2 separate regions of the Homo sapiens genome follow, and region 2 is linked to region 1. The links are chromatin loops, found by intact Hi-C in ENCODE. Cell type or tissue: heart right ventricle. All regions are shown on one strand.

What was found. A loop is a pair of places that touch in the nucleus more often than their neighbours do. Peaks named below come from ENCODE experiments on the same cell type or tissue, not always from the same donor. Only the 100,000 strongest peaks of a DNase experiment are listed, where the experiment ranks them.
Region 2: it touches region 1 in a loop (2.6-fold over the local background); 82 of 110 quality-filtered maps call a loop at or near these places.

What each region holds. Positions count from the first base shown.
Region 1 is chr2:237,864,510-237,867,009 of GRCh38, reverse strand. All of the region lies in intron 1 of RAMP1 (receptor activity modifying protein 1), which reads right to left. Among named protein-coding and RNA genes, the nearest start is that of RAMP1, 6.1 kb to the right of the region's middle. In heart right ventricle, no CTCF peak of the experiment used is centred here; DNase peaks (open chromatin) are centred at 1,299, 1,869 and 2,219; H3K27ac peaks cover 2,067 bases.
Region 2 is chr2:238,255,661-238,258,160 of GRCh38, reverse strand. It overlaps PER2 (period circadian regulator 2), which reads left to right. Exons shown (of 23, transcript NM_022817.3): 17 at 1,075-1,239; 18 at 2,250-2,500. Among named protein-coding and RNA genes, the nearest start is that of HES6, 17 kb to the right of the region's middle. In heart right ventricle, CTCF peaks have their summits at 1,191 and 1,390; a DNase peak (open chromatin) is centred at 1,400.

The DNA.
Region 1 (2,500 bases):
CGCCTGTAATCCCAGCACTTCGGGAAGCCAAGATGCATGGATCACTTGAGGTTGGGAGTTTGAGACCAGCCTGGCCAAGATAGTGAAACCCCGTCTCTACCAAAAATACAAAAATTTGCCGGGCATGGTAGCGGGCACCTATAATCTGAGCTACTGGGGAGGCTGAGGCAGGAGAAACACTTGAACCCGGGAGTTGGAGGTTGTGGTGAGCCAAGATCGCACCACTGTACTACAGCCTGGGCAAAAGAGGGAGACTCAGTCTCAAAAAAAGAAAAAAAAAAAAGAATACAGTATACATACATGTAACATACAAAATATGGGTTAACTCACAGATAATGTTATCAGTAAGGCCTCTGCTCAATAGTAGGCTGTCGTTAAGCTTTGGGGGAGTCAAGAGCTACACTCGAATTTCTGACCATGTGGGGGTTCGGCGCCCCACCCCTGCGTTGTTCAAGGGTCACTTGTATTGCCATCGCCAGCAGCAAAGGAAGGCAGCTGCTGTCACTCCCCTACTCAGCAGTGAGTCACTCTCCAACACAGTACGACTGGAGAACAAAACAGGGAAAATTGTTAAGAGGTGGTAGGACCACCCTAGGTTACGGGTGACCTTATGACTGGCCTGAAGAACCAAGCAGGAAGCAAAAAAACTAAAATAAAAAACAGGCACAGGGTGACAACAGTCACAAAAGAAACACACAGAAGAGGAGCTTCCTCTTAGCCCAGCGATGACCAGCTAGAAAATAAAATGGGGGAAAATATCCCACTCTCGGTAGTGGCCACAGAGCACCGGATTCCTAGACACTGAATGAGTCATCTGCAGGAGAAATGAGATCTCTGTGGAAGGGCCTGGATGCAGACGTGGGGGTGGAGGAACAGACTGCTGTTTCTCGAGCCGGTGGTCTTGATGTAATCCTCCCTGACCAGTTAATACATTCAGTGCAATTACCATGAAAATCCCCCAAATATTGAGCCATTGATAAAAATTGCTAGGAAATTAAGGTAAATTCCAGATGCATCAAAGGTTTGTGTGTTTAGAACCATAAGGCACTGGAGGAAACCTACACAGGCATGCTCTCTGGTTTCACCTCCTCGCTGCCTCCTAAGGGCAGCTTTCGCCGCTGCCTCTCCTGCAAAGGACCCTGCCATCTGCCTCCCTCCACCACCAATCATGTCAAGGTGCCCAGTGGTGCCTGGGGCCCGTTTCCTTCTCTGTCCTCCCTGGCCGTCCTCTCTGGCCTCTCACAAGGAGCCTGGGCCTGTTTCTACCCACTCTCACCGGTCACCCCTCCAAGCAAGGATTTGACATAGGCCAGGCCCTGCTGCCGCCAGAAACACCTCTCTTGGCCATACCTCTTTCTGAACCCTTGATTTGCATAGACTCCTGTCTACGTACCATCACCCCTCAGAATCCAAGGGGAACGCTGAACCCCATGTGGCTGCTGAGGACGGGGCTGCCAGGTGCAGCAAATGACAGGAGGCCCTGCGAAATCTGCATCTCAGAGAAACGGTGGTTTTTGAGGCATGTTCCCGATACTGTATGAGACAGGCTTATGCTTCTTGTTTATCTGAAATTCCAGTTTGCCTGGGGCTCCCATGTTTCCTGGCAGCCCTGGCTGTGGCCTGGGGTGTCATCTCCCCTCCCCTGCACTCTCCTCTCTACTCCCCTGCCCTCCCCTCCCCTCCTCTCTTCTCCCCTGCCCTCCCCTCCTCTCCTCTCCCCTGCTCTCCCCTCCCCTCCTCTCCTCTCTTCTCCCCTGCCCTGCCCTCCCTACTCCCCCAGGAGCTCTGCCAGGTGCTGTTCTTCATTCCTCAGCGCTGCCTCACTTCCTGCATCCAGGCCCAGGGACTGGAGTCCATCACTTTCGCCTCCAGGACTCCCTGGAACCCTCCCACTCCTATCCTTGCCTGGCCTCCTGCCCATGCTGGGGGCCACAGCTGAGGGCTCCTTTAAACCACACCTTCTGTCCTGTCACCCCCTTTAATGTCCTTCAAGGTTTTCCCACTGCCCTAGGAATGAGATCTGAATGCTTAGAGAATGGGTCTTTCCTCCAGCACCAGCTTCGGCTCAAAGCCCTCTTCCCCACCATGCTTCAGTCAAAAAGGCTTCCAGGAACTTCCAAAGCAGGGCCTTTGCACAACCGTCCTTGCCCTCTGCCCTCTGGACTGTGCTGCCGCTGCTCCTCAGGGCTGTGCTCCGTGGTCTCCTGTTTATTTCCTGCTGCATTTAAGTAGCACCACATGTCTACATGGTTGACATGCAGCAGGGCTGCCCCACCCTGGCACTATGGACATTTGGTGTGGGATCATCCTCTGGGGGAGCTGCCCTGGGTTGTGTAGGACACCCTACTGTAGCAGGCTGCTCTGCACCCCTGTCCTTTGCCCCCTCCGAGTCCTGACCCTGGGTGTCCCACGTGTGTGAGAGTCCTGACCCTGTGTGTCCCGTGTGTGAGGTGGCAGATGGGTGTTTCCAGGAGAAACGGTGCAGCGCTTTCCCGGCATT
Region 2 (2,500 bases), 390 kb before region 1:
ATGATGAAAGTAGTTCAAAAGTCAGCACCCTTCTTAGGAACTAGAGGCAAAGATGGTTCTGTCAGAGCCTTGGCTTTGAGAACAGGAAGCCAGTGGGGCTACTGGAGGCCTGGGGCCGTCCCCTGACCCCCCTCATGCAGACACACTGCAGGGACATCTCCTGGTCCCCTTCATGCGGCCACACTGAGGGGCCGTCTGCTGACCCCCTCATGCAGCCACACTGGTCTCAAGTTGTCAGTCTAGGGCAGGCCCTCTTTCCAGTGTGTCTCAGAGGGGCCCTTGGCCTGAATGTTAACATGGCCCATAAATCACATTAAATCCCAGGCTGCTTAACACAACGCTGTCAGTGTTGCTGATGTTCACCACCAGGATTAGAAATGGTACCCCGGCTGGGCGCGGTGGCTCACGCCTGTAATCCCAGCACTTTGGGAGGCCGAGGTGGGTGGATCACTTGAGGTCAGGAGTTCAAGACCAGCCTGGCCAACATGGTGAAACCCCATCTCTACTAAAAATACAAAAATTAGCCAGGCATCATGGTGCATGCCTGTAATCCCAGCTACTTGGGAGGCTGAGGCAGGAGAATGGCTTGTACCTGGCAGGCGGAGGTTGCAGTGAGCCAAGATTGCATCACTGCACTCCAGCCTGGGTGACAGAGCGAGACTCCATCTCAAAAAAGAAAAAAGAAAGAAACAGGGTATCCCGGATTATGGTTGGCTCCTGACTGTCGGAAAGCCCCTCCCCACAGGCCTGCAGAAGGGCTGCCTGGCTGCAGGCAAGAGCCCCTCACCAAGTGTGCCCTGCAGCTGCCAAGCTGCTGCGCCTCCCTGCAGAGGCCTCAGGATTTAAGTGTGTAACTGCTCCCATTTCAGAACTTTCTCTTTTCCACTATTCTTCTATGAATAAACATTGGGGACAAATCACCCCATGCCTGGGCCAGAGCATCTGTGGGATGGGATGGGATGGGTTGTGTGCACCCTGGTGTGGAAGCTGTATGGGCACTTGGGTGTCGGTTTCTCATCTGCACAGTGCATTGTAATGACACACTAATGTTTGTTCCCCCTTCCTCTCATGAAGAGGCAGAGCCGCCCTCCAGGGTGAACAGCCGCACGGGAGTAGGTACGCACCTGACCTCGCTGGCACTGCCGGGCAAGGCAGAGAGTGTGGCGTCGCTCACCAGCCAGTGCAGCTACAGCAGCACCATCGTCCATGTGGGAGACAAGAAGCCGCAGCCGGAGTTAGGTATGACTATGGGCTCTTGGATCAGAGAGCAGTTTGATTTTTAACCATGAAAACAAGAAGTTTGCCATCTTAAATTTTTCTAAGTGCAGAAGAACTCCACCATAGCCCGATAGGGGGCGTTTCAGGAAATCCAGTTACGTAAAATGCAGGGTGGAGTGCGGCCAGCCAGGGCCCAGGCAGCAACCTGTCCAGGTCTCTGCTGCCCTGTGGTGCCCTCCAGTGGCAGTTGTCTGTTCTGGCATCAACGCAGGAGGGTTGATTGTGGTGCAAGATCTTATCCCCTTTAATTGGTGCGGAGAGCACTGGGAGCGAGGCCCCACCTCCCTCTTCCCTGGGCAGGCCTGGGGTTCTTTCCTCTGCCCAGCAGAAGGTGCGACCGTTAGCTCTCCCTGTTTGTGGACAGGAGCCAGTACAGGTGGTAAACAGATTTACAATGAGCGCATTGGTGGCTGAGTGTTCTTGTTCTTTAGAATATTATGATTAAAATGAATCCTGAATTTGTTCTTTACTAAGAAGAGGGAAATGATAAGGAAAAAGTGTATGTCCAAGATCCAGTCCCCAAGCCCTCCCTTTCAGGATGGTCAGTGGCCCTGCCTGTCCCTTGTCCTGTCTGCCCCATGGGCCCATAGGGTCCCATCTATCACCATGCCTGGTCCCAAACCCGGAAAGACTCAGCACGTTGATCCAAGTTTCTGGTGTTCTGAAAGCTAAGGACAGCCGAGGGATATCTTCAGCAGCAGAGCTGAAGCCCAAGGTTCCCCACGTTTCCGTTTGTTCAGCCCCAGGTTCCTGAGCACCTGGCTGTCAGGGCTGTCCTGCTCTGCTTCTTGCCTTTTGCCATGAACTTTCTCAGAAAGCTAAATGAAAACGCTGTGAGTCTCATCCTCATGCCACAGGCATCATGAAATTACTTTATACGTGAATGATTTGTCTTGTTCGTGAATATAGTGTGGCCTTAAAATAATAAACAGGGCACGTGTGGACCAGAGCCCTGGGTTCTTGTGTTACAGAGATGGTGGAAGATGCTGCGAGTGGGCCAGAATCCCTGGACTGCCTGGCGGGCCCTGCCCTGGCCTGTGGTCTCAGCCAAGAGAAGGAGCCCTTCAAGAAGCTGGGCCTCACCAAGGAGGTACTCGCTGCACACACACAGAAGGAGGAGCAGAGCTTCCTGCAGAAGTTCAAAGAAATAAGAAAACTCAGCATTTTCCAGTCCCACTGCCATTACTACTTGCAAGAAAGATCCAAGGGGCAGCCAAGTGAA